3 separate regions of the Homo sapiens genome follow, and regions 2 and 3 are each linked to region 1. A link is a contact called in ENCODE Hi-C or POLR2A ChIA-PET data. All regions are on one chromosome and are shown on one strand. The core of a region is the stretch at or near the end of the contact, and the rest is flanking DNA. Distances in the headings are between cores, read along the strand shown. Region 1 holds the start of AQP3 (aquaporin 3 (Gill blood group)). Region 2 holds the start of UBE2R2 (ubiquitin conjugating enzyme E2 R2). Region 3 overlaps SMU1 (SMU1 DNA replication regulator and spliceosomal factor).

Evidence for each region. Hi-C counts contacts between places; a loop is a spot of excess contacts on that map. ChIA-PET counts read pairs that join two places held with the same protein, here RNA polymerase II (POLR2A). Pooled maps may share reads with other maps.
Region 2: a pooled map shows a loop between it and region 1 (17-fold over the local background). The contact joins the promoter of UBE2R2 here to the promoter of AQP3 in region 1. A Hi-C loop is called at or near these places in 2 of 37 single-sample maps with no recorded cell type and 9 of 50 pooled maps. POLR2A ChIA-PET finds 5 or more read pairs at or near these places in 1 of 52 experiments (T-cell).
Region 3: a pooled map shows a loop between it and region 1 (3-fold over the local background). The contact joins the enhancer-like site here to the promoter of AQP3 in region 1. A Hi-C loop is called at or near these places in 2 of 37 single-sample maps with no recorded cell type and 10 of 50 pooled maps. POLR2A ChIA-PET finds 5 or more read pairs at or near these places in 2 of 52 experiments (AG04449 and activated T-cell).

What each region holds. Positions count from the first base shown.
Region 1 is chr9:33,446,208-33,450,378 of GRCh38, forward strand. It overlaps AQP3 (aquaporin 3 (Gill blood group)), which reads right to left and starts at 1,386. Exons shown (of 6, transcript NM_004925.5): 1 at 1,216-1,386. The coding sequence starts at 1,323. RefSeq lists a silencer at 1,372-1,561.
Region 2 is chr9:33,815,019-33,819,663 of GRCh38, forward strand. It overlaps UBE2R2 (ubiquitin conjugating enzyme E2 R2), which reads left to right and starts at 2,142. Exons shown (of 5, transcript NM_017811.4): 1 at 2,142-2,916. The coding sequence starts at 2,740. It overlaps UBE2R2-AS1 (UBE2R2 antisense RNA 1), which reads right to left and starts at 3,850. Exons shown (of 5, transcript NR_170204.1): 1 at 3,609-3,850. RefSeq lists an enhancer at 1,652-1,741 and silencers at 2,032-2,131, 2,312-2,521, 2,592-2,761.
Region 3 is chr9:33,062,798-33,067,182 of GRCh38, forward strand. The region is part of intron 4 of SMU1 (SMU1 DNA replication regulator and spliceosomal factor); the gene reads right to left. Among named protein-coding and RNA genes, the nearest start is that of SMU1, 12 kb to the right of the region's middle. Within about 2 kb of position 2,499, at least 4 of the 41 ENCODE cell types and tissues checked have a DNase peak (open chromatin) inside an H3K27ac peak, as active enhancers do.

The DNA.
Region 1 (4,171 bases), core at 136-2,635:
CAGGAGAGAGGGGCTAGGGCTGGCTGATAGGACGACTAATCTTATGGGAGGCTGTGGATAAAATGCCCCCTGTGGCTTCCCCACTTCCTATTCTTGGAAGCCAGAAGTGGGTTTCAGCCCTCCTCTGCCCATAGATCCTGATCCTCAACCATTTGGGGATCCCTACTTGCCCTTAGTTAGGCTTCCTAGTCCACAGTGGGCCAGCTGGTCTGTACTACCCAGGGCTGGGGCAGGAACGGAGTAACCCACTCACTGCAATGTAGCAACTGAACACAGAGGAAAACAGGTGTAACCACATGAGCGGCTGAAAAATCAGAGTAACTGGGACAGGAAATAGAACATAACTGGTGGGTCTGCCAGACCTAAGAAGTGCAAACAGAGTCACTCAGAACAAAACCAGGGTGAAACTGGTGTGACCAAGGAGTAACTAGGACTGAGGAGTAACTCAGGCAGGGAAATGCTCACTCAGAGAACCCACAGAGTAACCAAGAGGCCAGGGAGTAACCAGAATGCTTGTCGTCTTCTGCACAGACGCTGACAGCATCTGTCTGGATAACAGACAGGGCCTGGGAGTCGCTGAGCACCAGGTGAGCAACTTTAGACACGCGTCCTCTGTGCCTGGGCCTAGCTTCCTCCCACCCTTCTACCGTCAGAATCTGCCTCCCTTCCCACTTCGCTGTTCGCAGCCCATGTGGCCTGCACCCTCTGCCCCCACTCGTGCAAACTGTCCTCACTCACTTCAACCTTTGGACTTTTTGAGGCTTAATTATTCATTAGAGGCCAGACACCCAGGACCCAAATAACCTAATAATGGCTCATTTGCCTCCGCCCCCTCCCCTACATCTGGGGGCTGGGATTCTGGGAATCTGGAGGGGTGTGGGAGGCAGGGGAAGTGGCTGGCTGTCCCAGACTGCAAGCGTGACCGCTGCCCCCAGCCTGTTGGCTGAGTCACTTGTGGGAGGGTAAACGATCGGCACTATCACTGGGGAGTAACAGCTGTCATTCTGGCAAGAGTCGGAGCTGTCAGAGAGGGGGTTAGAACCGTGGGGAAGAGGACTTTGGAAGTCAGCTTGATCCTCCGCGGTTAAGCGTGGGGGTCACAGCTGGGGAGGTGGGTCCAGGCTACCTTGGAAAACACAGCCCCTTCGGGGAAGTGAGAGTTTGGGGAGTGCAAGGGCTGGAGAGAGAAGGGCTTCCCCGGCTCCCTCCACTCACCACCAGGATGAGGGTCCCCAGGCACTCGGCCAGCGCCTGTCGGAGCAGCCGGTAGCGGATGTGGAGCATCTCCCCGCAGCGGGACACCAGCTCCTTCTGTCGACCCATGGCGGGGCAGGCGGCGGCGCTGTCGGGCGGGCAGGGGTGGCGGGAGGCGGTGGCGCAGCGAGCAGCGGCCTCCAGCGCTGGTGGCTCCCTTTATAGGAGCGCTGGAGACACGGGCCCCGCCCGCCCTGCAGCCCCGCCCTGCAGTCCCGGAGCGCCGAGGAGTGCGCGCCCCCTCGCCCCCGCCCCACCTCGGCTGGGAGGCTGGTGCGGACGCCGGGTGGAGGGAGCTGCGGGCATGGAGTGTGAGGAGCTTTGAGGGACGGGTGGCCTTCGGAGGGCGCTTAAGGGAGGGGACGTCAAGGGGGCTGAGAGGCTTAGGCAGATCTGAGAGCCAATGGTGGGATTATAGGCAGGGTTCAGGGCCATGGCTGGAGAGGATGCAGCTGTCATAGAGACCACCTGCGCCCTGTGATCACCCCACTTCCTTGCGGGCAGGAGGAGACCTGTCAGAAAGAAACTGGCCGCATCTCTCCAGGATGACTGGACCCAACAGATCCTCAGTTCGAGGCAGGAGGAGGAGGCTGCGAGCCCCAAGTGAGAAGCAACACTGTCTCTTCTGTCAGGACAGATAAGGCACCGACCCTTCAAGGGGACAGCTAGTGTCAGAGGGGCAGCAGTCCAGACTCAGGTGGGCACACAGACACACGTGCTGAGTTCCAACCAGACTTCATGGGCCCTTCTCCCTGTGCTATGAGCACGTCGTGTGTCGCATGTCCTGGCCAGCTATGTCCACAGCTGTGTCTACACATGGCGGATGTCCTGTGTGCCTAATTGTACGGCTGGGCATTCCTCGTGGCTGTGCACATGCCTGTTGAACATGGCTAGGTGACCTAGCTTGTCACACGTGTACCTGCGTGCATTGCTCACATGGCTCCAGAGGCTGAGCTGCAGTTGCCCCGACATGCCACATGCCACATGTTTGCCAGCAGGCTGAGTCCCAGCTGTTTTTAACCCTCTCCTCTCCCATCTGACTTACCCCCAGCCAAGGAAGAGTCTGTCTCTTTTTTTTTTTTAGACGGAGTCTCTCTCTGTCGCCTAGGTGGAGTGCAATGGCGTGATCTCGGCTCCCTGCAACCTCCACCTCCCAGGTTCAAGTGATTCTCCTGCTTCAGCCTCCCGATTAGCTGGGATTACAGGTGCACACCACCATGCCCAGCTAATTTTTGTTTTTTTAGTGGAGATGGGGATTCACCATGTTGACCAGGCTGATTTCGAACTCCTGACCACAAGTTATCCACCCGCCTCAGCCTCCCAAAGTGCTGGGATTACAGGCGTGAGCCACTGAGCCCAGCAAGTCTGCCTCTTTAAGCAAACTTAATTATGGGGGAGTCAGCCCTATCTGAGGGGGATCATGGGACAACCTTGCCCTCTCTCTCTTTTTAAAGAGTAGGGTCTTGCTCCATCACCCAGGCTGTGGTGCAATCACAGCTCACTGTAGCCTCGAACTCCTGGGCCCAAGTGATCCTCCCACCTCAGCCTCCAGAATGGATGGGACTATAGGGACTATGTGCCACCATGACACTCAGCTAATTTTTAAAAATCTGTTGTAAAAATGAGGTCTTGCTATGTTGCCCAGGTTAGTCTCAAACTCCTGGCTTTAAACGATCCTCCCACCTCGGCCTCCCGAAGTGCAACCTTGCCCTCTATGCTGCTTTTAATAACAAGGAAACATCTGGTGGCCTGGGAGCAAACAACATGCCCTTAGGCTGAGCTTCTATGGCAGCATTGCCAGAGGAGATCAAAGAAATCATTTTCCAGAGGGACTTAATCCAGGTGGGCTAATGACCCTGAGGACTTGTCCCTTGAGGGACGAATATGAGAAATAAGGGCCCCCGGCTGGGCGTGGTGGCTCACGCCTATAATCCCAGCACTTTGGGAGGCCGAGGCGGGCAGATCACCTGAGGTCAGGAGTTCAAGACCACACTGACCAACATGGTGAAACCCTGTCTCTACTAAAAATACCAAAAATTAGCCGGGCGTGATGGCGGGTGCCTGTAATCTCAGCTGTTCGGGAGGCTGAGGCAGGAGAATCACTTGAACCCAGGAGGCGGAAGTTGCAGTGACCTGAGATCATGCCATTGCACTCCAGCCTGGGCAACAAGAGCCAAACTCCATCTCAAAAAAAAAAAAAAAAAAAAGGGCTCCCACGGTTCATTGAGAAGCGAGCAGGGCTAGTGCAGAGGTTCTTCTCCCAGAGGGACCAAAAGAGAGAAGGGTTAGTCCTGTCGTCCTTGATCAGAAATGTGATCAGCACCAAGAAAGCCCCAGGGGCCACTGGGACCTACAGTCAAACTATGTTAGGTGACAGGACCATTGACATTTCAGGACAGATAGGCATGGACCCTTCAAGTGGACAGGTTGTGTCAGGAGAGGTAGCAGAAGAAGCTAAACAAGCTCTTAAAAACATGGATGATGACTCACTCCAGCCTCTAGCTCATGGGATCAAACAATCCTCCCACCTCAGCCTCTCAAATAGCTGGGACTACAGGCATGCATCACGATGCCCGGCTAATTTTTGTATTGTTTGTAGAGAAGGGGTTTCGCCATGTTGGCCAGGCTGGTCTGGAACTCCCGAGCTCAAGCAATTTGCCCACCTTGGCCTCCTAGAGTGCTTGGATTGTAGGATTATGAGTATTGCTAAACCCATCTCTTTGGGCATCAACCACCTCTGCCACATGCCTGTAATCCCAGCTACTCGGGAGGCTGAGACAGGAGGATCACTTGAACCCAGGAGGCAGAGGTTGCAGTGAGCCAAGATCACCCCACCTGGGTTCAAGCGATTCTCCTGCTTCAGCTTCCCGAGTAGCTGGGATTACAGGCATGCACCACCATGTCCAGCCAATTTTTT
Region 2 (4,645 bases), core at 892-3,391, 370 kb after region 1:
TGTGCCCTTAATATGATGTGATGAAATGGCATTTCACCTCTGTGATCTTACCCTCAAAAACTCATAATCCCAGTCTAATCATGAGAAAAGCATCACAATCCCAATTGAGGGACAGTCTACAAAATACTTGACCAGTATTCTTCAAAACTGTTAAGGTCATCAGAACAAAGTCTAAGAAACTGCCACAGTCAAGAGGAATCTACAGAAACAGGAAAACTGAATGTAGTCTGGTATCCTGGATGAGATCCTGGAACAGCAAAAGGTCAGTAGGTAAAAATTAGGGAAGTATGAGCTTCAGTCAACAGTGATGTATCAATATTAGCTCATTAATTGTAATACATGTACTCTACTAATGTAATATGTTAATAAAAGGGGGAACTGGGCGCCAGGTGTAGGGGAACTTGACTATCTTTTCAATTTTTCTATAAATCTAAAACTGTCCTTGGCTGGGCACAGTGGCTCACGCCAGTAATCCCAGCACTTTGGGAGGCTGAGGTGGACGGATCACCTGAGGTCAAGGGTTGGAGACCAGCCTCGCCAACATGGTGAAATCCCGTCTCTACTAAAAATACAAAAATTAGCTGGGCATGGCTGTGCACACCTGTGGTCCTGCTACTTGGGAGACTGAGGTTAGAGGATGGCTTAAGCCCAGGAGGTTACTGCTAGAGTGAGCTATAATCACTCTACTGTACTCCAGCCTGGGCAACAGAGTAAGACCCTGTCTCAATAAAAGGGGTGGGTAGTGGTGGTATCCAGAATACAGCTATGCCTTAAAGTTTTTTTCTTTCAAGTTTCTATGAATCATTAACCATGTGCCAGTCACTACGCTAAATGCTGTACATACATTTAATCATTACAATTGCTTGTGTTGGGTATAATTAATCCCCTTTTACAGAAGCTGATTAAACAGCCGGGTGTGGAGGCATGCACCTGTAGTCCTAGCTACTTGGGAGGCTGAGGTGGGAGAATCGCTTGAACCTGGGAGGCGGAGGTTGCAGTGGGCCATGATCGCGCCACTGTGCTACAGCCTGGGTGACAGAGCAAGACCCTGTCTCAAACAAAACAAAACCAAAAAACAAAAAACTGATGATACAGGGAGAAGTAATGGAACTAGGGTTGGAACCAAGATCTGTCTAGTTCCGAAACTGTGTGTGTAGAACTCTCACAATATTCTGGCTTTTCTAGGAAATGTTTTTTAGGCAGTTATCCTAGGACATGCCTTCCTAGGAGAAAGGAGTACTGTATTCTGAACCACGGGGGGACCAAAGACTGTCCCCACATCTCACTTCGGTTATGATTATCTCGAAAGTCCCTCAGTTCCAGGGTGGACATTCAAGCCACAAGCACCTATAGGGAACTTTGACCCCTAAGTTCAACCACAGTAGTTTATTTTACAAATGGCGAAGGCGAAGGGCAGCCTGAGCACTTGCCCCAAATCACAATGAGAAGGGCTAGAGACCCAGTTTGTTATTGTCTTTTTCCTCACAACTTCCTCTTTGTAGTTAAGAAGGGAAGCAGAAGCTGACCTTTTTGTCTCACCCCGTTTCTCACGTGGAACTGCCGCACCCAGGGTGAGTAACGTGCCAAAGGGCACACTTGCCTGTGGGCTGGCCTGCGGGAAGGTCTGTTCCCACCGAAAAGACCCACATTGTCAGCACATCCTAATCAAGTAGCTACTAAGTGGAGGGACCGCAGACTGGGTGTCACGGGGAGGGGCCTGCAGCGACCAGGCCCGTCCCAGGATGGCTGCGGAGGCCCCTGGATCCACAGTGGGGAGGGCCCCGAGAGCCGGGAGACCTGGGTTCCCTTCCCGGGCACGCCTTTGGAACTGCGGCGTCCAGCCGCACAACCGTCACTCTGGGGCCACGGCAATCCCTGCGCCCGCCCTTGGTCCCCGCTGCTTCTGGGATCTTTATGGGCGGGGGACACGCGCCAGCGTCACAAAGCGCCGCGACCGCGCGGGAGACCGAGAGGAGGCGTGGAAACGGGAGGAGGAGGAGGTGGTAGTGGAGGAGAGCCAGGCACGGTGGGGGGAGGGGAGGGAGGGGCACGCGCACGCGCGTCGGGCCGCCAGCCGCTGAGAGCCGCCCAGCACCCGGCGTGCGCCCCTCCTCCCTCTCTCCCTCCCTCCCTCCCTCCCTGCTTCTCGGCTCCGTTGCTCCCGCGGCGCGAGGCGCTCTCGCTCTCCTCCTCCTCCGCCGTCGCCCCTCCCCCCGCGCAGCCCCCGCCGCCACCGCCGCGAGACCCCCGCACGCCGCTCTCCCCCCACCCTCTCCTGCCCCGCGCGCCCTCCGGCCCCTGCGGCCCCCGAAGAGAACGAGAGGGCGAGCGAGCGCGGCGTTCCCGGGCCGGCCCGGCCCCCTCCCTTCACCATCGCCGGCCCTCCGCCGCCTTCCTCCGCTTCCACCTCCTCTCCCCCCCCCCAAGTTGAGGCCCCCTCCGGGGGGGGGAGGCCCGGGACCGGGACCCGTAGCGAATTCTCCTAACTCCCTCGACCTCTCCTCTCGCCCGGCCCGAGTGTGAGGAGAAGGGCCCGGCCCGGCCTGCGTCGTGTGTGAGGAGGACCCCGGGCGGGCCCACGGGCCGTGTGGGGCCTGGTCTGGCCCGCCGGGTGTGTGAAGACCGGGGCCCGGTGCTGCCCGGCCGGAGGGCGAGCGGAGGGGAGGGGCCTGGTCCGGCCCGGCCGGTGCGTGAGGACTGGGGCCCGGGCCCGGCGCCGCCGCCGCCGCCGCCGCCGCGATGGCCCAGCAGCAGATGACCAGCTCGCAGAAGGCCCTGATGCTCGAGCTGAAATCCCTGCAGGAGGAACCGGTGGAGGGCTTCCGGATCACCCTGGTGGACGAGTCCGACCTCTACAACTGGGAGGTGGCCATCTTCGGACCCCCCAACACCCTCTACGAAGGCGGCTACTTCAAGGTACCCTCACCCTCCTCCCGGACCCTGCTTCCGCGGCCGAGGCCTCCGGCTCCCCGCCGCTTTCTGCAGTTCCTGGGACCAGGAGTATGAGCACGGGCGAGTGGAGGGGGCTTCTCACCCGTGCAGCCCCCTCCCCCATCCCTGGAGGCAGGAAGGCCTTGCTCGCCGAGTGCCTTTTCTTTGTCATGGGGGCGGGGGCTCGGGCGGGGGCGGGAGGGCAGGCTGCACCGGGAAATCGGAGAGCCTCTCTGGTTAGGGTAGTGTCTACGGGCGGAGGAGGCCGCCTTTGTTTCCCCCGCTGAGGGTGGGTGGAAAGAGCGGTGGTCTATCTGTGCTTTTTCGTTCTCCGGTCGGAACCCCTCCCTGCGCAGGCTGGAACTGCCCCAGAGGGCAGGGTGACCTGCACCGACTGGATTGGACTTTTCTTTTTTGGGGGGTGGGGGTGGGGGTGGGGTGGGGGAGGGGCACCAGCTTGTCATTTCAGAAGCTGCCGAGTGCCCTGACATTTTGAGGATTTGTTGGGCATCTTGGGTAGTGGTAGTGCCAACTTTGCATTCCAATGGGTGGTGGTGAAGAATGGGACCCTAGGGGTGGTAAAAAAAAAAAAAAAAAAAAAAAGGGTGCCCGCGTCGTCTTGTCATTATCCATTTGGGGGAACTTTAACCCTCTTTCCGTTCACATTCTCTGCTTACCTCAGTCACTGGTTCTTTCAAAATGCCCTTTGTCCTCACCATGCCACCAAGTTTGCCAACCTTTTTTTCTACAGGTAGAAGTATCCACAAAGGGTGGAACGAGTCATGTAGGGAGACTGATAGCTTCCTACTTTCAGAGACAAAATTGAAACCTGCTCAAGTGGTTAACTCTAGCTAAAGGGGTGGTCTCACAGATGACAAGTATCATCTGAGGCGAGATCGTTTCTCTGGGTGGGATGTATGGTTCCTTAGCGACCACAGACATTGTTTCTGTTGTTTTATATGGTCTTAGAACAGTGGTTATCATTCCAGAATCTAATGATTTTTTTTTAACTCCAAGGTAGTTAACTTGGAGATAATGAGTGTTTGTTTTGTTTTGTTTTTACTTGAGTGTTTTTGCAGGGAGGAATCACAGATTGAAAGTCTGAATATTTTAAATGATGGGGGCAGAGAGAGGAAATGAGTGCTTAGGAATCCATTTAGTTTTATTTTTTTATTTTCAAAATTAAGTAAAATAGGCCAGTGAGTCAATTTTAGTTTGGAAGGGAGGGGTTATCTTGGCACAAGTTTTAAATGAGTATCTTAGTCATGTAGTTGTGATGTGTATTTTTAGGACTACCCAATTACTTAACTCTTGTTTTCTACCCTTCTAAAGGTGGAAACCTCAGTTTTATGCTTGAAATTAGGTCAACTTTGTAGGAAATGGGATTGATACAGGAATGTTTAATATTCACTACTGTATATAGTCACTGAGTACCTAGGAAAAGCACGTTTTTAGAATATTATGTAAGTGCGGTACCCCTACCAACTGTTAGGCTTCATCTTTTGTGGTCAGCCTACCCTATACTTTTCAGATGGAGGTATTTAAAATTACTAAGAAAACATGCAACTTATTAGTAACAAAGTGGAAAAGATATTGCTGTGTTTATGATGAAGCATATTCTCTGTTGTCAAATATAAATTTTTATGCATACTGGAAAAATTAGTTGTACAAAATTGAATGTATGTGATACCTTTCTTTTTTTTTTTTGAGACGG
Region 3 (4,385 bases), core at 1,249-3,748, 380 kb before region 1:
CCCCTCCTAGGGTATATTCCTGGAAAAGAAATTACCAAATCCAAAAAAGAACATGAATGGTTAAGGCTCTTGATATATTTGATATATACTGCCAAACTCCTTTCCAAAAGAGCTGCTTTCCAAAAAAAGTTGCAGTTGCACTAGTGTTCACAACTGCATTATGAGGGGTGAAATAATGAACTTTGGAGACAGATGGTCCTAGGCTAACTCATTCACCAGCTATGTCATTTTGACTCCCAGTTTTGCCAACTGAAAAAGTCGGGAAAAAAAGCCTAATTCGGGGGCCAAGCATGGTGGCTCACGCCTGTAATTCCAGCACTTTGGGAGGCCAAGGTGGGCAGATCACCTGAGGTCAGGAGTTCCAGGCCAGCCTGGTCAACATGGTGAAACCCCATCTCTACTAAAATTACAAAAATTAGCCAGGCGTGGTGGTGCATGCCTGTAATCCCAGCTACTTGGGAGACTGAGGCAGGAAAATTGCTTGAACCCGGGACGCAGAGGTTGCAGTGAGCCAAGATCGCACCACTGCACTCCCAGCCTGGGCAACAGAGTGAGACTGTCTCCAAAAAAAAAAGCCTAATTCATAGAGGATAAAACAAAATAATATAAGTGAAGCCTGTATAATAAGCACATGTTCACATAATAAGCACACAATCAATGTTTATTCCCCTTTCCTTTTGTTATTCCAAGAAAACTCAATAATTTTTGGTATCATTTAAAACGGGGGTCCCCAACCCCTGAACTGCAGACCAGTACTGGTCCACGGCCTGTTAGGAACCCAGCTGTACAGCAGGAGGTGAGTAGCCAGGGAGCAAGAGCATTACAGTCTGAGCTCCACCTCCTGTCAGATCTGCGCAGCATTAGATTCTCATAGGAGCATGAACCCTATTTTGAAATGCGCATGCGAGGGATCTAGGATGCATGCTCATTATGAGAATCTAATGCCTGATGATCTTAGATGGAAGAGTTTCATCCCAAACCCACCCCCCTGACACCCCCACCACCATCTGTGGAAAAATCGTCTTCCACGAAACCAGTCTTTGGTGCCAAAAATGTTGGGGACCACTGATTTAAAAATTTTAGCTAATTTAATAAGTAGAAATAGAATACCCTACTTTAGTCAGTTCTCTGATTAATGAGTTGAACTTTTCTCTGTATTCATTAGATATATTTCCTCTTCTGTTAACTGTTTATTCATGTTATTTGCTCACTTATCTATCATGGTCTTACCATTCTCACCAATTAGTGAGCTTTAACGTGATAAAGGTATTTGTTGTTTATGTTTGCTGCAAAGAATTCTTTTACCAACTTTTTTTTTTTAAAGAGAGGGGTTCTCATTCTGTCAGGCTGGAAAAGTGGCATGATCACAACTCACTGCAGCCTTGAACTCCTGGGCTCAAGCAGTCCTTCTGTCTCAGCCTTCCAAGTAGCTGTGACTATGTCTATTTTGGATTATAGCTTTATAGGTTTCTTTTCATCTTAAGTTCCGTTCTCGAGTGATGAAATCTGTTTACCTTTTCCTTGGTGTTTAATCTCTAAGTTTGGGAAGACTATCAGGTTTGATAGATTATATTATCTCCCAGTGTTTTTCTATTATCTTAAAATATCTAACTTTCTATCTGAAATTATGCTACATAAAATATGGGAGCAGGCTCTGATCTGACCTCTCCCCCGCAATTCTAAAGTCAGTGTCCCAACATCATATACTAAATGTATTTTTCTCTTATTCCTAGGTTTTGTGGTATTCCCCATTGTCATCCGTGGAATTATTATAAATAACAGAATTGGGTTTTTGCACTGTTGTTGCACTGGTTGCAACAGATGTTCTTGTGTCCACTACCAAAATGATGCAAATTATAGGTCTTTATTAAATGCAGTATTTCTAAGACTAGTATGCTCTCAACATTCTTCCTTTCCAAAGTTTCTTTGCTAAATATATTTTTTCTTTTTTTTTTTTTTAATTGAGACAGAGTCTCACTCTGTCACCCAGGCTGGAGTGCAGTGGCGCGATCTTGGCTCACTGCAAACTCTGCCTCCCGGGTTCAAGTGATTCTTCTGCCTCAGCCTCCCAAGTAACTGGGATTACAGGCGCACGCCATGATGGCCAGCTAATTTTTCTATTTTTAGTAGACACAAGGTTTCGCCACGTTGGCCAGGCTGGTCTCCAACTCCTGACCTCGGTTGATCCACCCACCTGGGCTTCCCAAAGTGCTGGGATTACAGATGTGAACCACCACACCCGGCCACATTTTACTTTTCTTCTTCTACATGCTTTCCCTAGGTAATTACATTTACAGCTTCAACTACTACTATAATTTCCAAATCTATAATTTTAGCCAAAACCTCTAGGTTAAGGTCCAGATTCACAGATCCAAGGGCCTATACTGCAAGTTTCCACTTGTATGTCCCACAGGAACTTCAAAACATCTAAAAACGGATCATTTCCCCTATCCCTAGTTTCTACCCCAGCCCCCAACAAATCTGTCCTTCTTATATTTTCTACCAAGTCACTCAAACCAGAAACTAAAGGGAAACGAAACCTAGAACCAAAACCTCACTTGCTCTTCACATCTAACCAATTAAATGTAGAACACATGAGTTTATTTCCACTGTCTCTAGAAAATCCACTGAAGTGATGGTAATTAAGGAATAAAAAAGATACATGCCCCAAAAGACAAAGAGAATGGGAGAACAGCAAGAAAAAAATGTTAGTTAAATTTTAGAAGGTGAAAAGTGAATGGACTAGTGGAAACCAAAAACAGAGAAAACCGAAACCTAATTGTACAAGGTGAAGAAGGGGAAGCCACAAGAAGCAAGCCAAACTACCTTGCAAAACTCCAAAAAGGCTTAGGAACTGGAGGAATCACATACCCTTCAAGCACAAGGCATGCTTCAGGGCTGAAAACAGGGGCAATATTAAAGTCTGCATAAGGAGCATTTAGCTACCACGACTTCTCCCAACCCTGAGCAACCACCTCGCCTTAGCCTCAAGAGAAATCAGGTGATGTATATTCTGGAAAGGTTGAGGTCCTAGGCTCTGAAAATCTCAGTAGAGCTGAGGACAGGGTGGAGGTGAGAAGCCACAATGAAAACTGGGGGCTTCAGTGTACACTGGTATGCTGAACAGTGAGATTTCTCTATCCTCCACTCCTACCTGCATCCTCTCAGCTCTCACTCTCAAGATATGGTTTAGGCAAGAACTACTCTCCAAGCAGGAACTACTCTCTGGAAAAGCTGACCAGCCCAAGAGAACATTTCTGCAGAGAATGACAAATGAGGATCCCCATCCTATCATCCCAGGCTGAAGTCTATCAGTTCTCAAACTCCTCTTTCCAACCACCCAACCTGACATACCATAGCAGAGAGCTCTAAATATTTGAGGAAAACTCCCACATATGGTCAGCAAAACAAACAGGGAAGGGGAAAACTCAGAGAAAAAGAAAAAATAGGAATACAGGGACAATGCAGGAAGGATAATAAAACTTTAAACATTTAAAGAGAAAGAAAGATACACGGTATTACAGACACAAATAAAATCTCAAAAATTTATTTCTATGCTTCCTTTCTCAGGAAGTTACTGGACTCAGTACTCCCACAAAATGAGGGTCTAGGCTGGGCTCAGCGGCTTACACCTGTAATCCCAGTACTTAGGAAGGCAGAGGCAGGATAGTCTGGGCAACACAGCAAGGCTCTGTGTTCCATTTAATTAAAAAAAAAAAAAAAAAAAAGGCTGGGTGCGGTGGCTCACGCCTGTAATCCCAAAACTTTGGGAGGCCGAGGTGGGCAGATCACGAGGTCAAGAGATCGAGACCATCCTGGCCAACATGGTGAAACCCCGTCTCTACTAAAAATACAAAAATTAGCTGGGCATGGTGGTGGGCACCTGTGGTCCCAGCTACTCGGGAGGCTGAGGCAGGAGAATTGCTCGAACCCAGAAGGCGGAGGTTGCAGTGAGCCAAGATCGTGCCACTGCACTCCAGCCTGGCGACAGAGTGAGACTCTGTCTCAAAAAAAAAAAGAAAACTGAGGAATCTATAAATAAGACCTACCAAAAAAATAAGAGACCCAAAATTCCCAGTATGAAGATGAGAGAAGTCCTGGTACAGTAACTGTGCAGCAATGCAAGAGAACTAGTCCTGATGGGAACAAAAAGAGAAGGGCCTCAGGAAAGATATCAGCAAGCGGAAAAAAAAGGACTTTTGACGGTTCTACTAGAAATACTCAGGCTGGACTAGCAGAAGTGCATAGAAAACTAGGCAAAAGAAAAAATAAGCAATAATTATTGCAAATCATAAAAATTTATGTAAGAAATTACATGTAATTATTTTTTAGCTGTGAACAATAGCTATATAAAAATAACTATGTAAACATTGAATATAGATTGA